2 separate regions of the Homo sapiens genome follow, and region 2 is linked to region 1. The links are chromatin loops, found by intact Hi-C in ENCODE. Cell type or tissue: heart left ventricle. All regions are shown on one strand. Links, peaks and the distances in the headings refer to the core of each region. The heading gives the core; the rest is flanking DNA.

The links. Hi-C counts contacts between places; a loop is a spot of excess contacts. Peaks named below come from ENCODE experiments on the same cell type or tissue, not always from the same donor. Only the 100,000 strongest peaks of a DNase experiment are listed, where the experiment ranks them.
Region 2: a loop joins it to region 1, with 8 times the contacts of the local background. A loop is called at or near these places in 2 of 110 quality-filtered maps.

Annotation. Positions count from the first base shown.
Region 1 is chr3:124,693,234-124,708,312 of GRCh38, forward strand. It overlaps KALRN (kalirin RhoGEF kinase), which reads left to right. Exons shown (of 60, transcript NM_001388419.1): 52 at 571-598; 53 at 1,099-1,270; 54 at 2,901-3,022; 55 at 4,360-4,491; 56 at 6,636-6,800; 57 at 8,805-8,883. It overlaps LOC124906276 (a long non-coding RNA gene), which reads right to left and starts at 7,790. Exons shown (of 3, transcript XR_007096039.1): 1 at 7,616-7,790; 2 at 6,683-6,920; 3 at 4,718-5,360. In heart left ventricle, for the core only: no CTCF peak of the experiment used is centred there; no DNase peak of the experiment used is centred there; H3K27ac peaks cover 707 bases.
Region 2 is chr3:124,620,083-124,635,161 of GRCh38, forward strand. It overlaps KALRN (kalirin RhoGEF kinase), which reads left to right. Exons shown (of 60, transcript NM_001388419.1): 35 at 12,338-12,621; 36 at 13,770-13,871. It also overlaps the pseudogene MEMO1P6. Among named protein-coding and RNA genes, the nearest start is that of UMPS, 100 kb to the right of the region's middle. RefSeq lists enhancers at 742-831, 14,738-15,079. In heart left ventricle, for the core only: no CTCF peak of the experiment used is centred there; no DNase peak of the experiment used is centred there; H3K27ac peaks cover 353 bases.

The DNA of each region.
Region 1 (15,079 bases), core at 4,112-12,111:
TTATTCCCCTTCATCCAGAGAAGCTCTGTTGTTTAGCTGCTTGAAGAGTCGTTTCCCCTGCGTGGGGATGAGTAAAGGGTAAAGGGAGGACATTTGGAAGGAATCCACTGTATTAGTGAATTTCAATGACCCTTCCAGTTTGATAGGTCTCAGGTCCTCTATTTTTGAGTTTATGATGCTAGGAAGAATCAGTGCCACCACACTGCTTGTGTGCATAATGACCAAGAGAGTGGGTTTTCTGCCTGTGAAGGGAAGAAAAGCAACTGAGAAGAGGGAGGACAGAAAGACCTCTGCTAGCAGAGCTCCAAGTTACAATAAACCTGCCTGGGGCCGCACGCTGCCAGGCAGGAATGTGAACAACTGAATTAGACAGAGTAAACCAAGTGCCAATTGTTGCTAAAGAGAGGTTTTACTAATGTGACAGTAATACAGTCACAACACAGTGGGAAGTTGGGCTCCAGGCCTCATCTCCCTAAATTGTACTTTCTTTTTACTCAATACGGTGAAGTCCCTTGTTCTCTTTTAGTAGTTTAGGATTCAAGCAATTTTCTGTGTCTTTTTGTTTTTCAGATCTTAAATCCAAATTTCATCCAAGAAGGTGAGTTAAAAAGCATTAGAATTGGAAACATGGGGATTGGTTAAATAAATTATAGTTAATCCAGCACTAAAGCACTGGCTGTAAGCAATGGTGATATAGTTCTGTATCAATGGACAAGGAAAGAGGTTTATGATAAATTATTAGATGAAAAAGACTAAAGCTTGCGATATGTATAATGGGATCCAAGTTTTATAAGAAGTCTGTTTATATAAAGCCCAAAAGGGTATATACCAGAATGCCTACAGTAATTATCTCTGGATTATGACATTATGGAGCTTTTCTTTCTTTCTGTTTATATTTCCTATTTTTTTCTATAATAAACAGTTATCTCTTTTAAACACTTTTTAAAGAGACCCAGATGACTCACCAGTGTTATACTGAAGGTTATTTGAATCATTACATGACATGGGTGGGAAATGAGAGAGGTGTGTTAAAACAAAATGGCCATTTTATTCTAAATTTGCTCTGAATGATGTTAATGTATGTTGATTTGATCACAGTGGCCCCAGAATTCCTTGTGCCCTTGGTGGATGTGACCTGCTTGCTTGGGGACACAGTGATACTGCAGTGCAAAGTCTGTGGGCGGCCAAAGCCCACCATCACTTGGAAGGGTCCAGACCAGAACATCCTTGACACTGATAACAGCTCAGCCACATACACGGTCTCCTCTTGGTAAGCCGATTGCCCTAACATCAGCAACAGCAGCCCCTTGCTTGACACAGCACTGAGAGGCTGAATCTGGGGTGCAACTTCTGCTCTGGTGACTGGGCTCTGCAAGAGAATAGCTGCCCTGGAGCCTGTTCTTGGGCAAACACTTGGACTTGATTAGAGAGAGACTGAGGAGACTCAAGTGTTAGTCAGAGCCTCTGCCACTCACGCTGCAGCCTGATGGACACCTGCAGCAGCACCAGCACACATTTCCCACGGTGCTCAGCACCACGTAGACATACCTGGGATCAACAGAATGGTTTGTAAAGACTGTGCTCCAGACCCACATTAAACAAATAGGGAAAAACATAAACCTTTATATCTCAAGTCAAGCATGCACCATACTTATGAAGAGTTTTTACAGTCACTGCCTTACATTCACCCTGGTAGATGATCTTTCCCTACAGATCCCCAAGTGAATCTCTAAGTCAGAAGATTTAGACTTCTGATTTAAGTGGCGAAGGCTCCAGACCTGTAGTAAAAATGTAATCCTCACATCTGGACATCCTGACATTTTTTGTGCCTTTCAGGTTGCTGTGAAACAGTGAGATGTTTAATTCCTCACCTAAGAACAGTGTTATTAGAAAAAGAAACGACTAATTCTAAAATGTGCAATAGAAAATCAAGCCGCAAGGATGCTTCTACACACAGAGTCCATTTAACAAAACTTAGCTGACTGCCTCCCAATCATTGTGTCAGCATTTATTGTTACTAACTATGAATTGGACTGTGTACTGTTGCTTACAGTGGACAAGTGGTAGCAAGCCCTAGATGCTTGAGAAACATTAGTGGAAGAAGCACCTAGAATCAAGAAACTTTCATTCATTGACTTAATTTGTGTGTATGGGAAAAAGAAGAAGACCATCATTCCTTGGTATTCCCAGCAGAGACCATAAAGAGGCCAGGTCATAAAATATCAGTGGGTCCAAGAAGCCTAGTGTGAGACGCAGTGGTTGGTGAGGATCATGAAAAGCGCCAGGGGATATCATAACCCTAGGGAAGGGGCAGAGCTGACTGTGACTTCTGTATTTCAGAGCAGTTCTCCCCTGGGGATATTCCTGGACCTTGTATTGGGGTGAATGGGGAAGTTATCATTTAGGTGATGGAATTTACTCTTTCTTAGAAATTCACTTAATTATTTTGAGGATCCCACATCTAGAATTTGAAATACTTAAAATATTTTTATTCTTGAGTCTTTCCTTTTTTTTTTTCCATCATTCATTATCGATCTGTGAAACTGAAAATATTCTAGGACAAAGTTGCTAGTGGTAATAATACTAATAATACTATGAGCCAGAACTTGCATACAACTTTATATATTTCAAACAATGCTCTAATTCTTATGTCATTTTATTCCTTATTTTATCCCTCATGTACAACAAACTTGAGAGATGGGCATGGCCAGAAAATTTTTTTCCATATAAGGAACTGGGGATGTAGAGAAACAGGGTGGTAGGTAGCTCACAGACCAGGGACTGACCTCGGGCCTGAGGACTCTCAGCTCAGCACACCATGGGCCAACCCTATGGGATTTTACCCAGCAGTCAAGTGTCTCATTACTGGAGTCTGAAGAGCATCCTTTTGGTGTCCCTAGTGATTCTGGAGAAATCACCCTGAAGATCTGTAATCTGATGCCCCAAGACAGTGGGATTTATACCTGCATAGCAACAAATGACCACGGGACCACATCAACGTCTGCAACAGTCAAAGTGCAAGGTACAGCCTCTTTGTTAGTCAAACCTTTTGAAATATATATATATTTTTAGACAGGTTCTTGCTCTGCTGCCCAGGCATGATCTCTGTTCATGGCAGCCTTGACCTCCCAGGCTCAAGCACTCCAACCACCTCAGCCTCCCGATTAGCTGGACATGCACCACCATGCCTCGCTAATTTTTTTTGCATTTTTTGTAGAGATGGGATTTTGCTGTGTTTTCTACAATACTTTTTAAAACATTTATTTTTTAAATTTCAGTAAAACACACAATAAAATTTACCATCTTAACCATTTTTTAAAAAATTCAAATAGAGACAGGGTCTCGCTATGTTGCCCAGGCTGGTCTCAAACTCCAAGGCTAACGCAATCCTCCCGTCTTGGCCTCCCAAAGTGCTGGGATTGCAGGCATGAGCCACTGTGCCCATCCCATCTGAACCATCTTAAATGTACAGCTTAAAAATAAATAAATAAGTGTACAGTTCAGTGGCATTAAGTACATCCACATTTTTGGGTTACCATCACCACCATCCATCCACAGAACTTTTTCATCTTCCCATCTTTCTGAAACTGCATCTGTACCTGTTGAACAATGACTCCCCATTCCCTCCTCCCCAGTGCTTCTTGGCCACCACTGCTCTACTTTCTGTCTCTATCAATTTGTGTTACTCAAACTTTATTTTTTCTTGAGACAGGGTCTTGCTCTGTCGCTCAGGCTGGAGTGCAGTAGCATGACACCACTCACTGCAGCCTCAACCTCCCAGGCTCAAGCTATCCTCCCACCTCAGCCTTCCAACTAGCTAGGACTATAGGCATGTGCCACCATGCCCAGCTCATTTTTTAAACTTTTTGTAGTGATGGAGCCTCGAACTCCTGGGCTCAAGTGATCCTCCTGCCTTGGCATCCCAAAGTGCTAGGATTATAGGCGTCAGCCAGCACACCTGGCACTACGTTTTAAGTGAACATTATAAGGGCTCCCTGCGACCTGGGGGAGAAAATGTCCATTGTAAAAATTCAAAAATAAAGTTCTGGCAAATGAGACGAGAACGAATCTTTGCTAAGAGCTGTCTGTGGCCTACCATAAACCTACCATCAACATGTTAGTTCCCTGGCCAAGCTTTATCTTCAGGGTGCAGTATTTAGCCCAAGGAAGAACTTCAGACAGCATGGTGTGTCTCCCACATCTGCCTTGGGCCTGGAGAAAGGTATGCCACTTGGTGGAGAAGGTCACAGGAAAAAATTGTGACATCGGTTAGGTAATGTTTCCTAGATGACTTATACCTTGGTGTAAAATGCCAAGTTCTGCAGAAATAGCACCTGATCCTGATTTCTGTCTCCATAGGTGTTCCAGCAGCCCCTAACCGCCCCATTGCCCAGGAGAGAAGCTGCACCTCCGTGATTCTCCGCTGGCTGCCCCCCTCCAGCACAGGAAACTGCACTATTTCTGGTTACACTGTGGAGTACAGAGAGGAAGGTGCACTATCTCCTGCTCTTCTTTTTCTTTTCTCTTCTTTTAAAACATTTATTTTTAAAATTGCAGTAAAACACACATAATAAAATTTACCATGCTAACCATTTTTTCAAAAATTTGAATAGAGACAGGCTATTGCTATATTGCCCAGGCTGGTCTCAAACGCCAGGGCTAACGTGATCCTCCCACCTTGGCCTCCCAAAGTGCTGGGATTACAGGCATGAGCCACTTTTATTTTCCTTTATTTTTATTGTTTATTTTTTTTGAGACAGGGTTTGGCTCCATCAACCCAGGCTGGAGTGCAGTGGTGCAATGTGGGCTCACTGCAGCCTCCACCTCCTGGGCTCAAGCCAACCTCCCACCTCAGCCTCCTGAGTAGCTGGGACTAAAGCGCACACCACCACACCCGGCTAATTTTTGTATTTTTAGTAGAGACAGGGTCTCACTATGCTGCCCAGGCTGCTGGCTGCTGTGAAACTCCTGAGCGCAAACAGTCCACTTGCCTCAGCCTCCGGAAGTGCTGGGATTACAGGCGTAAGCCACCGCGCCCGGCCTCCTGCTCTTGTTTTTCTGTCTTCTCTTCGTCTCTAGGAGGTCCTTCAGAATTGTGAACATATTAGCCTCCTCATCTTTCAGAAGTTGTTCCTTGTTGTGTCTTCCAACTCAGCACAGAGGCCTCAGTGCCAGATTACAGCTGCCTTCTGATCCCAGATGTCGAGCAGCTGTTTTGGCTAAGATGATCCAAACCTCCCTGACATATTTATGACCCAGGGCAGGTTTCAAGGTGTCTTCATGCATGTATCCCTACTTAACATGCTCGATCACCCAGACAGGGATGATCAATCCCATTTTACAGAGTGGGAGGCTGAGGCCTAAAGAAAGTTAAGAAACACAAGATTATAGTTAGTGAGAGGCAGAGCTAGCACTAGAACCCAGATGTCTACTTGGATAATTTGTGATCTTTCTCCCAGAGAAATAACTAGTGTAGTACGGGTGGAGTTCTACACCCCCTATCCCCAGATAAAATTAAGAGAATATATATTTTTTAATTGTGCCGTTTAAAATTGTGCAATTTAAACTGTTAAAATTTGTTACATTTACATGCTAAAAGTGAATATATTTCTTCAGCAGTTAGAAACAACTGAGACTTCCATCTAGTTAGCAAGAATTAGTTAAAATAAGAAGCTGCCAGATAGCTCTAATTGTTAATAACACAACTACAGTTATTCACAGTAATAACACAATTACTCTGAATAACATTAGGAATTACACAATTGAACTGAAAGCAAGTGCTTGCTACCCTATCCCCCGAACCAAAACCATTTGTTTTATTCTACTTTCCATTATGCTTATTATTTTAACTCTTCTTTCTCCTTCTTTCTTATTAAACAGGCCCTATGCAGTTATAAACCCATTTATTTCTGCATCCTTCTTAAGCTGTTCACTCTTGTGTCTCCCAGGTTAGCACAAAAGTATTAATAGTGAGCTGGGAGACACATTTTACAAAGTTCATGTTTACCTTAGCATTATCCAGTTCATAGTTCAGCTCATTAACTAAGTTCTCTTGGGCAAATTGTTCAATATTTCTGAGGCTCAGTTTCTACATCTGTAAAGTAAGATTAGCGGTCTCTACCTCACTGGGTTTCTGTGGATTTAAGACAGAATTAACTTTCTGTCTTAAATCTCATTTAACTATGAGAGAATTATGTTGAAAACACCTTCCACAGTATTTTACGTGTACGTAGTGTTCAATACATGTTACTTTCCATTTTGTTTCCATTTCCAAATGCATATTTTCTCTCATGTTATTAACTAAAAATATACTCTTCTGGCCTTATTAAAAGTTTGCCATGTGTCCCCTGTAAATTCTGTATTATCTATGTCTTTTTACTCTGGCACTTGCACATTTGAAAGTGAACAGAATCTATAGGCCAGCTTCTTCCACGCCTCTCACCATTTATTCCGTCATTTAGGAAACCGAATCCAAACTACCATAGTTAGCCTACAGGCTTTCAGAGCCTGACACGGTAACCACAAGCATCCCTTGAATTGAATGTGTCTATTTTCCTGTCTTTGTTTGCTGAAGGTCTTTGAAACAATATCCCTTTGGCTTTTCTCTTTCCCTCTCCTGGGAAACTGTACACTAGGTTCTCAGATCTGGCAGCAGTCAGTGGCTTCGACCTTGGACACTTACCTCGTCATCGAAGACCTTAGTCCCGGGTGTCCTTATCAGTTCAGAGTCAGTGCCAGTAACCCCTGGGGAATCAGCCTTCCCAGCGAGCCCTCGGAGTTTGTGCGACTTCCAGAATATGGTGAGTCCCAGCCCAGCCCTGGCCCCCCAGGCAGTGGGATTGAGGCACCTGGCTGCCTGTCACAGACTCCTGGGCACGTTGACATGTCAGGCCACCATGCAAGAGGCACCTTTTAGAGGACTAAGAAGAATGTTTCTGTAAAGTATAGCTCCAAGCATCTTGGGCAAATGTTAGGTCTGCACCCATGCCTACCCCTGCACCTGCCAAGTTCCCTGGGGAATGAGTATGTCCCCAGGAATGGAGAGTTACAGGCAGGAGTCATGAGTCCTGTGGATGTTCTCTGCCCCTCTTCTGAGACAGTAATACAAAGCCTCCTCCCACCCGGGCACCCCTGCCAGCCGTAAATGTACCTCCCTGCATGAGGGACTCACCCACTTCAAATGGGGGAAAGAAAAGCAACCTGGCTGAAGGACTTCATTACAACATGAGGATTTCATAGTTTCCTCACCCCCAATCATCCCAGAATTTCTTTTTTCAACATGGGTATAATTTTATGTAGATTTGTTGAAAAAGTAACTAAGATACACATATAGCTAGCTAAATATGAGTATTTTACAAATAAGGTTCTTATTTTGCCCAAAACATCTTCGTCCCAGGGACATTTTGAAAGAGAAAACTTGGCTATCCTAAAGAAATCTCCAAATGGTGAGATTTTGGGCAGTGCAAGGGAGTGGTCTGTGTGTACTGGGGAGAGCAGTGGGTGGGGGGCAGCTGACTGTACTCGAAAGACCATGGACCTGTGTGCCTTAGGGTTAAGGGAATTCTGGAGTCTCCAGAGGGGTTTGGGAAACCCTCTAAATCACCTCTGCCCCCACCTGAATCCAGAAATGCTCTCCAGTTCCAGTCCCACAGTCAGCCCGGTTTTCTCCCAGTGACTTTGACTTTGTTCCCACGAGCCTGTGACTCTTGCAGAAACCTACGCCCTGGGTCTCTGTTTCCTCAGAATTCAAGATGGATAAGCCGCCTTCAGTCTCAGCCAGGCTGTGCTCTGGGAAACCTGAGGGAACTGGCTCCAGGGTCAGCTGAGCCAAGCTGCTCATGTGACCCCTCTCCTCCCAGGCTGCTCACTTGCTCCAGCCCCGGATGATGCTGTGTGTTTTGCTATTTGTGAACCTTGGTCCCCAACAGATGACACAAATGCGTATTGCTGTGCTTGCTCTGTGTGCGTGTGTGTGTGCACGCGTGCGTGAATCATTGCCAAGGAATTGACACATCACACAAGGTAATACTGCCAAAGAATCTACTCAGGCATATATTGTGGGTTAAGCTAAATCCTTCAGTATACCAGATAAGCTCATTAATGCCTGAGAAGAGCGGGATAAGAAGATAATTTTTTCTTTTTCTTTCTTTCTTTCTTTTTTTTTTTTTTTTGGAGACAGGGTCTCGCTCTGTCTCCCAGGCTGGAGTGCAGTGGCGCGATCATAGCTCATTGCAGCCTCGACCTCCTGAGCTCAAGTGATCCTCCAACCTCAGCCTCCTGAGTAGCTGGGACTACAAGTGTACACCACCATACCTGGCTAGTTTTTGATTTTTTTGTAGAGACAGGGTCTTGCTATGTGGCTCAGGTTAGAAAGAGAAATTTCTAAAATGTCTTTTCCTTTTCTCCTTTCTTGACCTTGTAACTTTTCCCTTCTCTCTCTGCATCCTCCTTACACCCCTGATTTTCACGAGCTTTTCTAGGTCTTCAAAGTGTTCTTTTATCCCTTTTAAATTTTTCTCCTAAATTTATCTTATAAAATATCCATAAGTCATATTTCTGATTGTACTGCGTTTTCCCTTTGTTTAAGTAGATGGGAGAGAGAAGCTGACTCTGTCATGTCAGTTTCCCCTTGGATGATTTTTTAAAATAACATTCCAGAGAATCATGGCATTTTCCCACTGAGTCAGACTCCATATTTGGTCATGAGAATTGCTTTGGGGTTACTCTGGAGCTTTTCTGTTAATTTTTTCTTTATTCTTATATGACATCCTCGATATTGTAAATGGATTCTCTTTCTTCCGAAGATGCTGCTGCTGATGGTGCCACCATTTCTTGGAAGGAAAATTTTGACTCAGCTTACACTGAGCTGAATGAAATTGGAAGGTAATGACACAGTTTTATATTCCTTCATTCATGAACACCTAGCAACATCACATCAGAACAGTAACTTTTTGTTGTTGTCATTGTTTATTTCTTTTACAAATGCAATTCTCTCCATAGCAAGAAAAAAACTAAAATATTCGTTTGTATTTTCTACTGTTCTTTTTCTAACTTCTTAAGTTGGATGCTTCATTCATCAGTTGTCAACCTTTCTTCTTTTCTAATATAAGAAATTAAGGCCCAAAATTTTCTTCAAAGTACAATTTTAGCTATAGGTCCTGAGTTTTGATATGCAGTATTTTCCTTATAAGTTATATGTAGTTGTCTTCAACTGTGAATTTTTCTTTGACCTGGTTATAATGGAAACATGTTTTAATATATATGAGATTTTTAAAGGTATGAGTTTTTTTAAAGTATCTTTTTATTACTGATTTCTAACTTAATTTGCATTGTGGTCAGAAAATCTATATGGTACTGATTCCTTGGTTTTTGTTTGGACTTGCTTTATGAGTAGTACATGGTTACTTTTTGTAAAAATTTCCACATGTTCCTGGGAAGACTGTGCAATCACTAATTGTTGGATATACATCTCTATATTGCCCGTGTACCAAGCACATTAATTATTTTATGAGTATTTCTAATCCCAATCCTCCCCCTGCCACACACATACACTCCATACCTTTCTCTTTCTCTCTCTTTCTCACTTGCAGTATTTTGGTTAGAGAACATTTAGTGTGTCCTCAAAAATAAAACAGATAAAAATATGACTTTTAACAGAAAAATTAAAAATCTATCACCTGGCCCACAAAATAGTCTATGGGAAAGAAACAAAAGGCATTCATCCCTATGCATGCTTTGGTCTCCAGGTGGTCTGTGTGAGGGAATGTAGGTAGATCTTACAGGTTGCCCACCCGTAAGATCCTTCCCCCCGGATGTATAAATAAAAGAATACCCACTAACGATGGGCCATTGACATCATTTCTAGCTCTGATTAGCATTTCTCAGTGAAGCATAACATTTTTTAACTGACGTGGTTGTGACCGACGTTGTAGAGGAAACCAAAATGGTCCTTCTGCCTGTGTCTTAGGCAGGAGTCACAATATCATTCACTGCCTTCCGTTACAGCACCTTTCATCAAAAACAAACTCTACCTCTCCTTTCCTGTCTTCTTTGTGTAGCCAAACAGAAGAAAAAAAGCCAAGGAAATTTATGTAATGGTGATGATGATAATGATGATCTCAGTATCTATAGTATTCTAGATACTAAGCAGATACTATATACAAATGTTATTTTTGTTTGTTTGAGCTCTACTGCTTAATACACAAACATTATTTAATTTAATCCATACAACACTATGAGATACTGTTTGAGCAGATTTAAAAAAAAAAGATAGAGATCGGTTATTGCTATGTTGCCCAGGCTGGTCTTGAACTCCTGGGCTCAAGCAATCCTCCTACCTCAGCCTCCCAAAGTGCTGAGATTACAGGCCTGAGCCATTGCACCAGGCTGAGTATATTGTCTTTTTGTCTTCTTTTTTCTCTTTTTGAGACAGGGTCTGTCTCTGTCACCAGGGCTGGAATGCAGTGGCAGTATCATAGCTCACTGCACCCTCAATCTCCTAAGAAGCTATCCTCCCACGCTTGCGGGGAGGATGATCAGTCTTCCAAGTAGCTGGGACTACAGGTGCACACCACCATACCTGGCAAACTTTTAAAAGAATCTTTTGTTGTTGTTTTGTAGAGATGGAGTTCTCACTATGTTGCCCAGGCTGGTCTCAAATTCCTGGGCTCAAGCAATCCTCCTGCCTCAGTCTCCCAAAGTGTGGGATTACAGGTGTGAGCCACCCATCTCACCCAGCCTGAAGTATATTTTCAGTAAAGGAAACTCAGGGTCAGGGAGGTTAAGTAACTTTCTTAAAGCCCCACAACTAGGAGGTGTGGAGCCAGGATTCAAATTCTGGGCTACCCAACTCCAAGCCTGGTCTTGTTTTACTAGCATATATTGTTTCTCATCATATCGATTATTGTCCAAAATAAGCTCTAGTAACTGAAATCTAGTTTGCTTTATTATATTGAAATTTGTGAAGCTAAACATGACCCCCAATAATGGGCCGATTAAATCCCCAGCTAGTTCTAAATGAAATTGGTTTCATCACCCGGATGCCCCAGTTAATTCCTCCTGGAGGCATGTGTTTGCTATTATTAGCCATAGGTTAAGTCATGTTTTAGCTAAAACAGATGGCTGATTTGATATTTCTCAAAGGGAAGATCAATTTTCTTATCTGTTCAAAAGTAATCGATGTTTTTGTTTTAAAGTCTCTAACAGCCTGAAGCTTGTCCTCTCTCCTAAGAATAGTCCTTATATTTTCAGAAGATCTTTTCAAAATGTTGTACATTAACAGAATGGAAATAATACATGGAAATTCTTTTTTTTTCTTTTTTCTTTTTTCTTTGAGACAGGGACTCACTATGTTGCCCAGGCTTGAGTGCAGTGGCATGATCACTGCTCACTGCAGTTTCGACCTTCCAGGCTCAAGTGATCCTCCCACCTCAACCTCCCAAGTAGCTGGGACTACAGGCGTGAGCCATCACAGCCAGCTAATTTTTGCATTTTTTTTGTAGATACGGTATTTCACCATGTTGCCCAGGGTAATCTCAAACTCCTGAGCTCAAGCAATCCACCCACCTTGGCCTCCCAAAGTACTGGGATTACAGGCGTGAGCCACCCCACCAGGCCCAAATAATACATGGAGATGTTAATGTGAGACACAGGAAAGATATCTGTGCCAGGGCTGTAGAAGTCAATCGACTTGCTTCATCACACCTAAATCTGGAATTCTGGGCCTTTGTGACTATTCTGTTAAAAGGAGTGCTCTGGTAATTAAATACTATAAAAAGCCACAGTGCAGGAAGATTCTCTCCTACAGCACATCCATAGAAGGAAAGGGCACTTGAGTATGGCGTGTTTAACCAGGAATGAACTATACAGGCAACAATGCAGTATAGAGAAGGCAGGGGATTGTCACTGGAAATGCTGACCCATTGCCTATACCCATTGCTATATAAAAAGGTAGCAGTACCAGGCCTCCAGGTCAGATGGCAGGTTGAACACAGGCATCTATCTTCACTTCTTCCTAAACTTCATTGAAACTATAATGCAGGGTTTATTTTATTTTATTTTATTTTTTTAAGTAGGCATATAAGAATGAGGACATTGGAAGAAGAGACAAAAATAAAGTATTATTTTCACAGAAATACAGATGTTTTTCACAGAAATTCATGTTTTTCTTCTACAGAAAAACAGATGAAAGAATGATAAATGACCTTCAAGACCTGAGTGAGTCAGTCAGTCATGGGGTCAAATGAGGGCCAGTATAATTTTTGCAGCAGAATTACCCAAAAGCTCAGGTATTAGGAGCATCACGTACCTCTGGAAGTAGGTAAAAGGAGGATGCTAAAATTGAAAGGATTGGCTGAAATTTTTTGAGAAGTTGAGTCTCAGAAGGGAGTGAAAACTGATGTCTGTGTTCAGCCTGCCATCCTTACCTGGAGGCCTGGTCCTGCTACAATTTAGATTCTATACAGGCAACCAGTCAGCATTCCCAAGGGATAAGCTGGCTCCAAATCTGCTCCCCAGCTTCAAGTATCTGTGTGATTGTCTTTCTTCATCCAAGAAAAGACTGGTCCCTCCCTTCCTTCCTTCCTTCCTCCCTTCCTTCCTTCCTTCCTTCCTTCCTTCCCTCCCTCCCTTCCTTCCTCCCTCTTTCTCTCTCTCTCTTTCTTATTTCTTTGTTTCTTTTGTTGTCGTTGTTGTTTTAGGACAGGGTCTCACTCTGTCACCTAGGCTGGACTGCAGTGGCTCAATCATGGTTCACTGCATCCTTGACCTCCTGGGCTCAAGTGATCCTCTTAGCCTCCCAAGTAGCTGGGACTACAGACACACACCATTATGCCCAGCTAACTTTTTAATTTTTCATAGAGACAAGGTCTCCCTATGTTGCCCAGGTTGGTCTCGAATTCCCAGTTTCAAGCAGTCCTCCCGCCTTGGCCTCCCAAAGTGCTGGGATTGCAGGCATAATCCACCGTGCCTGGCCTGGAGTTTTATTTTCTGGAAAGGGAAAAATGGAGCATCCCTGCCCTTGGGGACACCAGGCACAGTTGAAGGCAGTGGAGCCATTCTGCAAACAGGGACAATATGAGAATGTATGCATGCTGGGTACTCAGAACCCCAGCTCTCTTATCCACTGGACCTCCAGAGGTTGACAGCCAGGGTTTCACCCTCTAGGCAGAAAGCAGAGGGCTCTTTCTCTGGGAACTCTAACCAGCCCAAAAGGAAAGACTTAAAGATACTGATTGTGGAGCTTTCCCAACTGAGCAGTCTTGTCAAATCACTCTGTAGTAAAGTAAAAGGTGACAGGCTTCACCCACAAGCTCAGAGCTTCTAAACATCTTTTTTCTTTTTCTTTTTTTTTTTTGAGACAGAGTCTCGCTCTGTCTCCCAGGCTGGAGTGCAGTGATGCAGTCTTGGCTCACTGCAACATCTACCTCCCAGGTTCAAGCGATTCTCCTGCCTCAGCCTCCCGAGCAGCTGGAATTACAGGTGCCTGCCACCATGCCCGGCTAATTTTTGTATTTTTAGTAAAGATGGGGTTTCTCCATGTTGGCCAGGCTGATCTCAAACTCTTGACCTCAGGTGATCCGCCTGCCTCAGCCTCCCAAAGTGCTGGGATTACAGGTGTGAGCCACCGTGCCCTGCCACCAAACACGTTTTTATTCCTGAACTTTCAAAATGAGCCAACTCCCAATGCCACCCAAGATAGAGTAAGCCCACTGTAGCCTTTATCTCCCACTGATTACAACCAGAATCCCTGGACAAGATACAAAAAGCAATACCTGGGTATCAAATTAAATAATAGAGATGAGAGTGGAAAGACAAAAGACTTGGGCTGGGTGTGGTGGCTCACGCCTGTAATCCCAGCACTTTGGGAGGCTGAGGCAGGAGGATCACTTGAGCCCAGGAGTCCAAGACCAGCCTGGGCAACATGGCGAGACTTCATCTCTACAAAAAATAAAAGAAAAAACTAGCTAGGCATGGTGGTGCACACCTGTAGTCCCAGCTACTTGGGAAGCTGAGGTGGGAGGATTGCTTGAGCCTGGGAGGTCGAGATCGCACCACTGCATTCCAGCCTGGGCAACAGAGCAAGAGCCTGTCTCAAAAAAATAAAAGGAAAGAAAGTAAAGTAAAAACTTGAAGAATGGCTAATGACAAGGAGAATAGCAGTTTCCTTCCTTCCTTCCTTCCTTCCTTCCTTCCTTCCTTCCTTCCTTCCTTCCCTCCTTCCTTCCTTCCCTCCTTCCTTCCCTTCTTCCTTCCTACCTTTTTTCTTCTTTCCTCTTTTCTCCTTTATCTCCCCAGCTTTGATACAAGTGTGGGCCAAATCAAAGAACTATGTAGCATGCACAAACAGCAAAAACTCCAAGAAAACCCCACATTTCTGGCCAAAGGACAAAGAAAAGGGAACCCTTTGAGCTGGAGAGAACAGAATAATTCATGCTTAATTGTTTTTTTGTGTCTCCTTACTGTCACTGCTTCACCCCGAGGGCAGTCATGTGAAACTGCATGACAATGCAGGAAGCTAAACCTCTGAGGGAATCCCATCTTTCTGGCCAGACAACTTCAAAAAGGGGCACTTGGGAGATAAAGAATGCAGGGGAAATCTCAGGAGAAAGCAAAAGAAGAAGATCTCCTAATTCTATATGAAATGACTCAAATCCTGGGCCACCTTCCAGCTGTGCTTGTATGAGGCACATCCAAAGAAATATAGCAAGGCTCTGAGAACTGGACTATGATGTAAACCACTGCTCAGTGACTGTTTAGTCTCAGACTAATCTTTGTGTGGTGCTCACAAGGGGCAGACCTAAAAGCATAGTAAACACTGAAAACTGAACTGACAATAGAACCACCTCCCACAGAAGGTGAGACAGAACTTGCAGTCTGAACCTAACCAAGTTGATTGCTGACCAAAACATACAAATAAACCAAAAATCAAACTCCTCCAGAGGATTTTAACAGAATCAGTCTCACAACATAACATTTGAAATGTTTGGGATACAATCTAAATTTGTTCAACATTACAAAAAGCAGAAAAAACTTAAAAAATTCTCGGGAAGAAAACAATCAACAGATGCCAGCTCTGACA
Region 2 (15,079 bases), core at 4,584-12,583, 73 kb before region 1:
GGTTTTTGTTTTGTTTTGGTTTTGGTTTTGGTTTTGAGACAGAGGTCTCACTGTGTTGCACAGGCTGGAGTGCAGTGGTGGAATCACAGCTCACTGCAGCCTTGACCTCCTGGGCTCAAGCAATTCTGCTGCCTCAACCTCCTAAGTAGCTGAGACAACAGGAGCGCACCACCACACCAGGCTAATTTTTGTTATTATTTTTAGTAGAGATGAGGTCTCGCTATGTTGCTCAGCTGGTCTCAAACTCCTGATCTCAATTGATCTTCCCACCTTAGCCTTCTAAAGTGCTGGGATTATAGGCATGAGCCACCACTCCCGGCCTTGGTGGTTATGTTTTGAACTCTTCAGAAGTCTTTTGGGAAAGTTTTCTACTCCACAGTTTAGAAAAAATGTGTGTTCCCTCTCCAGAAGCTGCAGCAAACTCTAGCAGAAGTAAATGGGTGTGTAGGTTGAAATAATATCTAGAATATTTACTCTTAGAAGAGCAGCAGATCTGCTTTCACTGACTTTTGCTTGATCCCACATATCAAGCTTCAGAATCCACCACTGGTGGAATATAGAGAGAATTTTCTCGCCTTTAACTTCCAGAGACAGCTAGATGGGGCAGTGAGTCCAGTGAGTCAGCACAGCAGTATATCAGAGCAGCGGCCTTGTGTTTTCAGGAAGTGCTTATCTAGGGGCAGAGGGTGGAGTTCATTGCCCTTTGAGGGCTTTCCTCCCTCTGTCTCTGACTCAGACAGAGGATTACACAGGAGAACCCGAGGTCGAGGAGACCTTGAGGACAGTCAATTGGGAACTTTCATTTTATCCTCTGCTTCCAATGCCATCCTAACAGGAGCCAAAGCGTGGGGCCAGGGTCGTGGGGAGGACAGCACTGAAGAAGCCTGCAGTAGTTGAGGGAGATCTGCACTGAATTAGAACAAAATTTAGGAGACTTCTAATTTGAAGCCAGAGGTGCTGACTTTTGAGTCTTTGGAGATTGCCTGTTGGAAATATTCCTGTTGAGGGCCAATGTCCCAATGGGCTCTGAAGATGAGAAGGATCCCTGCCCTATGTGGATGCCACTGGATCTGGAATCATTTCTGTGGCTCAGATATCTGTACACATTCTGCCAGGACAGGAGCAGCCGTATTGGGAAAAGAAGGGGGACAATAACTAGAAACGAACTAAGATGTGGCCCTTGCTTTTGTACTTTTAATTTAATGGGAAAAAATAGATACAGATGTTCTAAATGCATAAGGATTCAGTTGTACAGAATTTATAAAAACACAAAGTTAAGTCTGACTGAAGTGGTAAGGTAAAGGATGTTGAGTTGGTAAAGGATGCATTGGAAAAGAGACTCCTAAACTAGGTCTAAAAGTGGTGGCATAGTAAGTGGGAGGCAGGGGTTTGCGCTATGCATTTGAGACTTGGGGATGACTAAGAGATGGAAGATGGAATATTCTGAGCCAAGATGCATCTGCCAAGTTTAGTCTAAAGTTGTGTTAAGAGTAATTGCAAGGGCAACAAGTTTCCTAGTGTCAAGGAATAGTATTTCTAGCTCCCCCCACTTCCCGGCCCCATTTCCTGTTGCTGTCACCATAGCAGCTATCTTCATTCTCCAGCACTAAGTGGCCCAGGCACCAAGATGGCTAACCAGATGGTTTGCTGAGAAGCCAGCCGTGCCAGAACCTGGCCGTACATAGCCTCAGGACCTCAGCTGAATATGCAACCAGGAGCTTGTATTCTGTTAAATTTTGCCAGAGTATTATTGTACACCATGCAGGACATATTATGTAATAATACTTACTGCAGGCCTTATGCTGTCAATGCTTATGAACAAATATGGATTTATCCATTGGCTACCCAGGAAATTTTCACCTTTGGCCCTCCCATTACGTGCCCTTCTCTAGATATTCAATTTCCAGTGTGAACAAAGATGTATATATGATATTTCTATAATTTTTATATTAGCAAATTATTTCTGGAAAGCAAAGAAAATAGGAATGTTTGAGTATATAATATCTTCAGACAGATGTATTGAAGTACATTGGCCTTATACAACTCAAGCCATATGAAAGCAATATGAATGAGTTTGCAATTATTCCCATGCCATTGGAGCTAAAGCAAAAGAACAGAAGGTCAAAGGACCCCTCTGTAAATTGTTAGTGGATATTAGAAATCTTTGTGGTTTCTTCTGATTTCAGCCATTGGAGTCAAAGTTTCCAATTCAGTATTACGATTAACACCAGGTGGACATTTATAGACCTATTGACCATCTAGATAAAACAGGTATGGTTTATATGGAGCAACTGGACCCCATTGTCTTTTAACAATCACATGATGCATTATATAGAAGACATGCCTTTGGGGTGTGCTTGAATACCATCACTGAACTCCAGAAGAATGGATTGAAACCGAGTTTTTTCATTTTTGAGTTGTACTACTCAAGCCAATGTAGAAAATAGTGAGCCAGCCTCATAAGTAATATATTTGTGATGCCCGCAATCCATGGAAGCCTCGGATGCCACCTGCACATATGCTTGCTCTCTAGGGTCCCAGCCTACCCCTTGCAAAGACACTGCTACTGGTCTTTGGGGACACTAAGCTCCTAACACTATTAGAATTATCTTCTTTTTCTGTCTGGGAATTGTAGTCCTTCTCTACTTCCAAATCGCCTTGGGGTCAGTAGAAACAAGGCTAAGTCAGTATTTTGTGATTAGAAAAGTAATGGGTGACAGTCCTGTGGATGCAACAATAAAGTATTCGCCAGAGCCTATGTTTGCACTCTTTGATGACTTGTGTACAGTGTGTTCTGATTTCAGAATCGTTTGGCAAATTTTACACTAAACCAGAAAGGGGAGTAGCATTTTTTTTAGGTGTAACATTGAAGTAAGTATGAGTTGAAACTTTAGAAACAAGAAATTAAATTTCTAAATTAGTTATATCAGATATAATAAATTTCTGGTATATTCAGTTCCTACCGATGTCTATACAGGTTTCTTTCTTTTCTTTTTTTCTTTCTTTGTCTCTCTCTTTTTTATTCTCTTTCTTCCTTTCTTTTTTGTCTCTTTCTTTCTTTCCTTTTCTTTTCTTTGCTTTGCTTTTTTCTTTCATTCTGCTATGTTGCCCAGGCTGGTCTCAAACTCCTGGGCTCAAGCAATCCTCCTGCCTCGGATTGCTGGGATTACAATCCCAAAGTGCTGGGATTACAGGTGTGAGCCGGTGCGCCTGGCCTATGCAGGTACCTTTTATTTGGTTACTAATTGTATTAGTCAGAGTTCTCTAGAGGGACAACAGAACTAATAGGAGATATATATATATATATATTTATTTATACACACACACACACACACACACACACACAAAAGGGAGTTTATTAACTCACATGATCGCAAGGTCCCACAATAGGTTGTCTACAAGCTGAGAAGCAAGGAGAGCCAGTCCAAGTCCCAAAACTGAAGAACGTGGAGTCCAATATTTGAGGATAGGAAGCATCCAGCACTGGAGAAAGATGTAAGCTGGGAGGCTAGGCCTGTCTAGTCTTTTCACGTTTTATCTGCCTGCTTTATATTCTAACTGCGCTGGCAGCTGATTAGATGGTGCCCACCCAGAGTAAGGGTGGGTCTGCCTTCCCCAGCCCACTGACTCAAATGTTAACACCCTCACAGACACACCCAGGATCAATACTTTGCATCCTTCAATCCAATCAGGTTGATACTCAATATTAACCATCACACTAATGAAAGGCTACCTAAGTAGAAGAAGGACAATGTTTGACACAGACAATGGACTGGTTAGGATATGTTCAGTGCACAAGCTCTCCTAGGCTTTATTCTGATTTTTGTCTTCAGTTGAAGCAGGTAGCACTTATGTGTGTTGCATGGAAACATGCTAAAACAGTCGCCGTCTATCTGAGGTTTCACTTTCCACAGTTTCAGTTACCCACAGTCAACTGAGGTCTGAAAATATTAAATGAAAAATTTCAGAAATAAACAGTTCATAAGTTATAAATTGCACACTGTTCTGAGTAGTGTGATGAAATGTCACACCATCCTACTCCGTCCTGCCCAGGATGTGAATCTGAATCATTCCTTTGTCCAGCATCTCCATGCTGTATATGCTACCTGCCCATTAGTCACTTAGTAGCTGCCTCAGTTATCGGATCAATTGTCCTGGCATTGCAGTGCTTGCGTTCAAGTTACCCGTATTTTACTAAATGATGGCTCCCAAAGCGCAAGAGTAGTGATGCTGGCATATTGTTATTGTTGTCCAATTTCATTATTAGTTGTTGTTGTTAATCTCTTAAGGCCTAATTTATAAATTAAACTTTATCATAGGTACACATGTATAGAAAAAAACATATATAGGGTTTGATACCATCTGTAGTTTCAGGCATCCACTGGGGATCTTGGACTGCATCCCTTCCCTCATGGATAAGGGGGAGATTACTGTACTGTGATTAAAATACCTGAAATCATGGAGTTGTTGCCCCAAGGCTTAGGCTAATAACATCAACGTGCTTATTCTAACCCCCAAGATGGTATCTGAGACCATAATCTCAACAGTTGTTCAATTACCTCCTCATAGAGTCCTTCAGAGGCTCCCATTCTGAGGGATACCCCTGTAGATAGATAGAAGGAGGCAGGTGTCATCTTCAGGGAATAACCTGTGCTGCTTAAACTTCCAAATGGTGAGGGAGGGGGAAAATTGCCTGATAGCCAAAGGATGAGGCTACCTTATTCTAGGAAGAGATTGCAGGCATTGGTCTTAGGAGTGGTTAAAGAGCTATCATTACTTACTGGAGATAGGGAGAATCTATTACCAGGTGGCAACTGGTAGTATTAGGTTTTTCTTTTGCTTTCATGAGACACAGAACTTTGAAGCTAAAACTTTTGACGCTTAACATATCGAGACTAGCCTGTAGAAGAACACACAGATAGAATGAATGAATACACAGAAAAAAGTCAGTCATGGAATTAGGGGAGGTTTTTATGGTTTTATTAATTTTTATTTAACAAATGCTTCTCTGGGTCTAGACATTGTTCTAAACACTTTTCAAATATTAACTTCTTAATCCTAGGAGCAACCTTATGAGATAGGTTCTAATATTCCCTACTGATGAGGAAACCAAGATACAGAGATACAGAAACCAAGGTAACCTGCCCAGAGTCATAACAGTGCCCAGTGGTGGAGCCAGACAGTTCCACCTGGAGATTTATGCTTTAGAGTAAAAGCAGTGCTGTTCAGTGTGTGACCACAGACAGCCAAGGTCTTTGAACTAAGTCCAATCCACAGTGAGATGAGCCCAGAAAATGAGTGTTTTGACAGTTCCACAACATCCAAGAGTGTGATGTATTTCATAAAAGTATTGGTCTGGCCAGGTATGATGGCTCATGCCTGTAATCCTAGCGCTTTGAAGGCTGAGGCAGGAGGATCCCTTGAGCTCAGGAGTTCGAAACCAGCCCGGACAACATCATGAGACCCCATCTCTATCTTCTTCCAAAAAAAAAAAAGTACTGGTCCAAAATAGATTGGAAACAAGTAAAACTGATTCTTTACCACAGACAGTTTGGGAAGCACTGCCTAGAAGAATTCTCACACTCATGCAAATGGATTTGTACAATTATATATCTATTTATCTCTATATCCCCATATGCCCAAATGTTCATTAGGAAAATATATTACAAAATTATGATGTAGCCTATGAAAGAATATTATTCAACAATTAACATGAGGCTGGGCACGGTGGCTCACACCTATAATCCCAGCACTTTGGGAGGCTGAGGTGGCCAGATCACCTGAGGTCAGGAGTTTGAGACCAGCCTGGCCAATGTGGTGAAACACCATCTCTACTAAAAATACAAAAATTAGCAGGGTGTGGTGGTGCATGCCTGTAATCCCAGCTACACCAGAGGTTGAGGCAGGAGAATCATTTGAACTTGGGAGGCAGAGGTTGCAGTGAGCTGAGATCGCGCCATTGCACACCAGCTTAGGCAACAGAGTAAGACTCTGTCTCAAAGAAAAAAAAAATTAACATGAATGAACTAGATCTACATGTATGAACATGAATAAATCTCAAATAATTTTGAATAAATGAAGTTGCAAAGTAATACCTACATTATGATAATTATATAAACTATAAAACACAAAATAATACTATATTCACATAAAAGTAAATGTTTAACAACATGGATAAGAAAGATGCACACTAGCTTCAGAAGAGAATTTAACTTTGATGAGGGCAATTAGAGAGTAGGATTGCAACTGGGCAACATAAAAGGCTTCAACTATATCTGTAATCTTTTATTTTTAAAAAACTTGGAGTAAATATGGAAAAATGTTTACACTATATCTAGGTGATGAGTACATAGATGTCAATTTTTTTCTATATTTTTCTGTATTTTAAAACTATTTCATGATAAAATTCGCTTCAGAAAATTTTTTTTAATTATAGAAAGCCAACTGTACATACCAGAACATTAGGGGCTCTTTATTATTTGCAGTGTCCAGGGATCCATTTGTCTTCCCATTTACTTAATGCCAGTCATTGGTCTTTGGGCAGTTTCTAAAGCTTCTTTGCTAAAGAGGAAGCATTGGTTCAGAGCCCTAGAATAGGCCTAGGGATGCCTAGATGCTGGTACTAGTTTTGTTACTGATTTGTGACAAGTGGTTTTCCACATATAAACCTTTAAGCAACTTGATGCTCCCTTCTATAATAATGGTAAAGATGAAAGGAACACATGGAATGAACTTGGATGTAGAGATAAGATTAAATACATGTGTGGTGGAGTCAGATCTGGGTTTAAGTCTTGCCTTTGCCAGTCACTATGAGCCTCAGTTTCCTAAAACAGTCTCATTTTCTGTTTCCTAAGGTGGGAATCCTAATAAATAACACCTGCCTGGACTTGGGATGATTTGACGAGAGAACGATATTATTGTTGTAGTTATTCCAAATCTGTCACTTAGCTGTTTTATCTAGAAAGATAGTAAAATAAGTTCTCTAGCAGCTAATGGCAGCCATTTTCCAAAAAAGATGGGATGAGCATAACATGCCAATCCCTCTGAAGAAGCGATTAACTAAGTAGATGTTTCTAATCTAAATGATGCCACATTCCTTTATAACCAGACATTTAAAGTGTCTTGGAAATGGTCTTATCCCAAGTCAGGACACCCACTAGGTGATGAATTACATTGCTTCCAGCTCTGAGATTCCCATAACTTGGGCCATGGTTGCATGGCTCCAGTTGCTTGCATGGAACAAACTTGAAACAACAAAATAGAGATTACTTTTGGTTTTTAATTTGTACTTTATACTCTTGCCATTAATTTTCACAGAAAGCAAAGAAGCAGAAGTAAATGACAACAGGGGAAGAGGAATGGTCATTCAAAATGTGCATTTGTGAATCTCAAAACCAGGCCATGATGTACCATGGAACAGAAATCTTAGGCAGTCATCTGTCTCGCCTGGTAACGCAAGGCACAGTTAATGTGGCCGGACTTCTAGTTCTGCTGACACGACATGTGCTGATAATAAGTCTTGAAGGCTTGGATTCAGTAGAGCCACATGGCATCACAGGGGTCTAGTGAATGAAAAGCTTCTGCAAACTTATCAGCAGAAAGATAGCAGAGAGGCCCTGCTTCTATTACCAGTGTTCTGAAGATGTTTATCACCCAGCCTTCTGAGAACAGTAGTTTGACCCATACCAAACACTTCAGAAACAATGTCAACACACCCAAGACCACAGCCAGCAAGGAATTTTCTGAGATAAGATTACAGCTTTTTCCTTAAAGAGATGCCAACCAAGTTAGTCGAGCTCCTAATATTCCCTGAGTATAGCAACGCTGTGAGTTATCCTTCATACCAGAGAATTTTAGAAGCTCAATTTTTATGCTTCCAAATACAAATATTCTGCTGCTGTTTTCCAAGTTATGCACAAAACTCAAGCAATATCCAAGAAAGTTCCAGCAGGGTCAAGGCTCAGAAAGCCTGAGATTTGTGCCCATGAGACCAGCCAGTTGTAGCCACCGGAGACAGCTGTCTATTGGCAAAAGCATCCATTCACCTTTCCTTCCATCCTCCCTCCCTCCCTCCCTCCCTTCCTTCCTTCCCTCCCTCCCTCCTTCATTCCCTCCCTCCCCCCCTCCTTCCTTCCCTCCCTCCCTCCTTCCTTCCCTCCCTCCCTTCTTCTTTCCTTCCCTCCTTCCCTCCTTCCTTCCTTCCCTCCCTCCCTCCTTCATTCCCTCCCTCCCCCCTCCTTCCTTCCCTCCCTCCCTCCTTCCTTCCCTCCCTCCCTTCTTCTTTCCTTCCCTCCTTCCCTCCTTCCTTCCTTCCTTCCCTCCCTCCCTCCTTCACTCCCTCCTTCCTTCCCTCCCTCCCTTCCTCCTCCTTTCCCCTCCTTCCCTTCCTTCCCTTCCTTCCCTTCCCTCCCTTCCCTTCCTTCCCTTCCTTCCCTTCCTTTCCTTCCTTCCTTCCTTTCTTTCCTTTTCTTTCTTTTCTTTTCTTTTCATTTCTTTTCTTCTCATTTCTTTTCTTCTTTCTCTTGCTCTGTTGACCAGGCTAAAGTGCAGTGGTGTGATCTCAGCTTACTGCAACCTCTGCCTCCTAGGCTCAAACTGTTCTCATGCCTCAGCCTCCCAAGTAGCTAGGATTTTAGTCATGTGCCACCACACCTGGCTAATTTTTTTTTTTTTTTTTTTTTTTTTTTTGTAGAGACGGAGTCTTGCCATGATGGCCAGGCTGGTCCTAAACTCCTGGCCTCAAGTGATCTGGCCACTTCTGCCTCCCAAAATGCTGGGATTACATGCATGAGCCACCATGCCCAGCCATATCCTTTCACCCTATTTCAGGATTTTATTTCTTCTCTATTGGCTGCATGTAGGCCAGAGGGCCTCCCAGGTAGATTAGACCTCTAGTCTAGGTCTAGGGCAAAGTCATTATAGGAAAAGGTGACTCAGTCTTCGAGTAGGTATGAAAAGCCACTGTAATAATTTGTTTAAATACCTAGTCCTGTGTTTGATTTAAATATCAGTATGCAAACCGGCACTGTCAGGGGGCCTATGTGCGGGTGAGGTAGAGCTGGTCAGGTATTCTCCCAAGATCATGGTGATGATGAGAAGCATCAGCATACACAGAGACAACTCACCTTTGATTTGTTCAGATGCTAATGGTATCACTTCTTGCTTTGAAGTGTCTCACGTTCATTTCTTTATATTCCCTGTGCACAGCCCTAGTGTGGTTTTCTGGGCTCTAATTCCTCCTTCGCAGGGCTGTGCTGTATATAGTTGCCAAGATTCGTTAAAAACAAAGCAGTAACAACAACAACAAAAAAAACTCTTTTTATCATGTCATTTCCCAGTAGTCTCATAATAAAGTTTATACTCCTCTGGTTTATTATTGAATGTCCTCACAAATTTTTCTATCCAGGTTCTCTTTCTCCACTAATCTTTATTTCATCCAAAGGATCTATTACTGGCTGTTAACTTATTTTTCATTTTTCCTGCCTCTGTGCTTTTGTTCCTGCTGTTTCTCCCTTTTGGAATTCCTTCACCCTTCTATTCAGATACAGCTCTTCCATTAAATCTTTTCAGATCAATCCCGCCTACACTGATCTCACCCTCCTCTGAACTCTGCTTACTTGTCAGCTAAAGTCCATACCAGCCCTCTGGCAATTAATCACATACAGCCTTGTGAATTTATCTTTATTTTGCATGCTTAATCTTGCTTTTTCATTTTTTCTCTCTCTCTCTCTGTCTCTCTCTCTCTCTGCTTCTCTCTATTGTGTATGGATATCTATGTATAGCTAGGTAAGAGGTCTGCGAAAATAAAAATCTGTCTTATATATCTTTATAATACATGACCTAATCAGTGCTCCATGACATAATTATTACTTAGGAATTTTCACTGAGGATCTTGATTTGCATGCTGATGCTCCTGTGCAACTTTCGAATGCCCAGCTTTCTCAATACTGGTAGAAACAAGCACTGAGAACTAGGAAGACATCTGAAGTGGACTTAAAGGGCTTTCTTTTGAATAACTCAAAACTATTCTCTAAAGCCAAGGTAGGTAGATGCTAATGCTGATCTCCTCCGAGTTTAATGAGTATTCAGAAATCAAGGATTTAGGGAAAATTAAATAAAGTTTGCTCAATGTGGTTTTCCTGCATGCCCACATCTGCCACATGCCTGTTCTAGCCTCTCTATTCTTCCATGGCAGCGTGGCTTTCCCTGGACTTGCTCTTCCTCAAACCTCATCCCTAACCCCATATTCAGAGGGAGCCTAGAGAACTGGGCGGGTGTAGACATGAAAGGCCCAGTAGTGTTTGTTTGTTTGTTTGTTTGTTTGTTTGTTTTGAGATGGAGTCTCCCTCTGTCACCCAGGCTGGAGTGCAGTGGTGCGATCTTGGCTCACTGCAACCTCCGCCTCCTGGGTTCAAGTGATTCTCCTGCCTCAGCCTCCTGGGTAGCTGGGATTGCAGGCATGAGGCACCACACCCGGCTCCAGTAGTGTAGTTTAGTGCTCAAGTCTGGCTGTCTGCAGTTCAGATTTCACCTTGCCCCTATGAGCTGTATGTCCTTAAGCAAGTTAACTCTTTAAGTCTGCAGTTTCTTCTTCTGTAAAATGAGGATAATGACAGAACCTACCTCATAGAGTTATACGGAGAATGAAATGATAGTCCACATAAAATGTTTAGGCTATTGCAAGCATATACGATTGAAAATAGTCAATATATGGCATACAGCTTACAAACAATATGCTGAGATTTAAAAAACAAAACAAAACAAAACAAACTCTTGTTCTCCAATCACTGTGCCTTTAAAACAGTACAAGAATTCTCTATACTCTGTCTTGTTTCTCACACCCATGCTCTTGCATCCTCTCTAATTAGGCCATGGCCCCCTCCATTCCACTACAGCTGCTTTTTTCAAAGTCACCAATGATCTCCATGTTGCTCAGTTTTAAGACTTAATTCTTAGGTCAACTCTCCTGACCTATCAGGCAGCATTTGACACGCCGATTTCTCCCTTTGTAAGACATTTTCCACGTGCAGCCTCCAGAACACCCCACCCTCCTGGTTTTACTCCTACCTCACTGGCTACTTTCTTGTCCTCTCGTCTTCCTGCTTCTGGCTTAGTCTTTGGACTTTGTCTTTATCCATACCCATGCCTCTCGCTGATCTCACCCAGCTTCATGGCTTCCAACCCCATCTCTCCTCTGACAACTCTGCAATTATCTCCAGCTCACCAGCACTTTCTCCCCTGAGCTCCAGACTTGAAGGCAAGCTGCTATTCAATTTCTCCACTCAGGTATCTAATGGGCATCTCAAAGATGTCTAAACCTAAACTCCTATATTTCCTCCCTGAGTCCTGTTCCTCCTATATTCTTCCACATCTCAGGAACCCCATCCTAACCTCAGACCCAAAACCTGAGATACCCTTGACTCTTTTTTCATATCCCATACACACATAGTCTGTCAGCAATTCATATTGGCCCTTCCAGCAAAACATCTCCAGAATCTGATCACTTCTAACAACCACTAGGACCACCCTACTTCTAAACCACCAACATCCCTCACCTGGAATAGTGCAGTGGCCTCCCAACCAGTTTCCCTATTTCCACTTGCCCTCAATATAGAAACCAGAATGACCTTTAAAAATATAAGCCAGATTGAATCACTCTGGCTCAGAATCTTCCAGTGGGTTTTCACTCCAGGTAAAAGCCAGAGGCATAGCACTGGCTTACCACATGCTTGTTGACCCAGCTCCCAGTAGCTTTTCTGACTTCCTTTCTTACTGATCCCCCCGGCTTACTCCACCAAGGCCACCCCAGGCCTTGCCTTGGGACCTTTGTGTTTGCTCTTCCGCCCAGAAGGCCCTTCGCCAGATGGCGTCACCACCACTAGGCCTTGGCTCACATGTCATGTCATGAGACTGGCCCTGATCACCTCTTCAATCTGCACCCCCTTTTCCAACCCCAGCACTCCCTAATCCCTTCCCGTACTTTGTGTTTTGATGTAGCACTTCTCACCACCTGTCATACTTTTCATTTTGCTTATTTTATTTTTATAGTCTATTATATGTGTTTCCCACCAGAATGTAAACTCCGCGAAGGCAGGAGTTTCTGTCTTCTGCCCACTCCTGTATCCATAGTACCGGGAATGGTGCTTCATACTTTAAAAATTGAGTGAGCGTTTGCCTTTCTTACTGTTGTTGAGAGGGTTCTCTGGACTGGGGTCTACAGCTGGCCTGGACATTCTGCCTTGTGTCCTAGCTTCCTGAGGATGGAGCTGTCTCAGTCCCAGGTTTGCGGCCTGCCTTCACCACCTCTGACATGGCTGTGTCTGTCCGTTTTCCTCAGATGCATACTCTCATTCCTCAAGCGAGAATGGAGGCAAGTCCGAGTCCGTGGCCAACCTGCAGGCCCAGCCCTCCCTGAACTCCATCCACAGTTCCCCGGGTCCCAAGCGCTCCACCAACACTCTTAAGAAGTGGCTGACGAGTCCTGTGCGTCGGCTTAACAGCGGGAAGGCAGATGGAAACATCAAAAAGCAGAAGAAAGTTCGCGATGGTCGGAAGAGCTTTGACCTGGGATCTCCCAAGCCTGGGGATGAAACAACCCCTCAGGGAGACAGCGCTGATGAGGTACTTACAGGGGGCCCTGGAGTTGTCCATCAGGAGGGCCTTCTGACATGTCTCCTTCCTCAGGTTTTGTCAACTAGGCCATCTCAAATCTCCATTAGTGTGTTACCTTGAGCCTAAGTGATTTGGATTCTTTTTATTCTTAAGACATTGGCCAGTTTGATTTGTGGCTGATTCAGAAGCTGACTAGCCCCTAAGACTTCCAGCAGACAGAAACCATTTGCCAGATTTGGAGATAGGACCTGGGCCTGAGGGGAGTCATTTGGTCATTAGTTCCCTACCTCTACTAAGGACTACATTAAAACCAGCTAGACCTGTTTAGATTTAGAATAAAAGAATGAAGATTGTTTCATTTTGAAAACAGGACTGTGCTGGGAGATTGTAGCTGTTTTCAAGTCTCTTGAGCAGTGCCACACATCAAAAGGAATAGATCATCCAGAGTTACTCCAGATAACTATGATGAACAGATGAAGATTACAATAGGCAGGGTTTCCGCTCAAAGAAAAAGTTTAATCTAGGAGTCAGTCAGTGATTAAATGGGCCTTCATGAAAACTAATGAACGCCCATACTGGAAGGTTTGAGAGACTGTAGCCAAAGTTAGGCTGGATGAAGCTGAGATTCTGTAACCAAAAGACAGTGGATATGTTTTGGTTGGGGAAATGAGATACCTGTTTTATTTGGCACACAATCCTGCTCTAATCACTGATGTGGCTAAGAAATTCTTTGTGATGTGTAACTGGACCCCCTCTTGTTGTGATTTTATGCTACCTGCCATTTCTCCCTCTGGAAATGGCAGCTAAGCCTGGCGGCATTTGGGCTATGGTTTCATAGCCCTACAAAAATGTAAAAGTTAGGCTCTCTCTGACTACTTCCAGCTTTTTCTTTTCTTGCTAATCGATAAGATAGATAGTTTCTGGTTTTGCTTCTTTTTGGGGGTGTGTGTGTGTGTGTGTGTGTTCCCCACTGGTGCTCACTCTCATTTGAAATAAGCAGGTGTATCCATGTATCAAAAGAGGAAATTGCGACTGAACAGTTAAGAGTGAGTTGAGAGAGGAACTCTCCTCCTATGTATTATTTTTGTTAATGTCAAGTCCAGAACCACTGGCATGTTTGTGACACAGTAACTAATGCTGCTCTTTTGTTCTAGAAGAGCAAGAAAGGTTGGGGTGAAGATGAGCCGGATGAAGAGTCACACACACCCCTCCCACCACCTATGAAGATTTTTGACAACGACCCTACACAGGATGAAATGGTAGAACTTCTTTACTTGCTCACTTAAAAGAGCAACGTGCCGTGCGTGATTTTGTTTTTTGTGTGTGATGGGGGTAGTCATACTCTTTCTCCCATGTTATCTCGTCGTCCACATGAATCCATGTTGATACCAATTGTGTCTCTATTTGGTAGGTGTCCCTTCCCCAACCCTGGAGGTCCAACTTCATTCTAGGCAGTGGAGGGGGTGTGTGCAGAATTCTCAAAGTGGGAATCTGCCTGGTGTCTTGTCCTGTTGATAAAGGGTAATGGCTCTGTCTTTGGAAGCAGCACATCCTAAAAGGAGCAATTCCAGGTAGTTCCAGTCCACAACCATTTTGTCGTACCTGACTGTACAACCTGCATGTTAGTTGTTTTCCCTATAGTCAACTCTAAACTCTAACTAATGGTAGCTACCAGTCAAGCCCAGTGTTGGTCAAATTTTGCAATGACGGTATGAGGAATGAAGATGCTGCTAAGGGGAAGTTATTGTCAAAGGTGGGCAAACTTAATATGCGAAATTGCCTGACTTTGCTTTGCAAGATTCCCCGGCCCGCTGGCATGCATAGGCTCACTGGTATTTGAAATATCGATGCCCCCTGTGTCTCCAGTCACCCGGTGATCATCCCAGTTGTTCTGGAGCAGAAGCGTAGGTTAGACGTGCTTCCAGGTACTGACCCGAGGCTTGGGGCAGCTTTATGTTCTCCCTCACTTGTCACTCAGTCTCCTTGCAGCTCTGCTTTCACATCACCTTTTTTTTTCTGCCTTAAGTGTTGCTGATTCTCTTAGACTCTGGACGTGGAAGCGGCAGGTTTGGGTTTTGACTGTATGGCACTTTCCATTTGCTTTTTCAAGTGCTGTTTTGTTGCAGTGGTGGTAGTGGATGTGGCAGCTTGTCTACCTGTCCCTCCAGGCTCTCCTGTGCTCTCTAGTGCTCTGCCCTGTAGTGGGACAGCCTCCTGCGGGTGTGTCCTTTCTGGTGACATCTCAGTTCTTATTTTAATTCTCTCTGCTTTGCATTTGAATTGTTAACCCACAGACATTAACTGAAGTCTTCCTCTGTGCTAGGCCGGAAGGACAAAGTCTAGGGACTCTGAGATGTGGCAGCTGCCCCCATGATGTGACTCACCTAGTCGTGGCCCCTCCTAGGTGATGTTGGTGGCCCTGTCTTCAGGGCCAGCTCTTTGACTCTGGATTATTGGGAAGAGACAT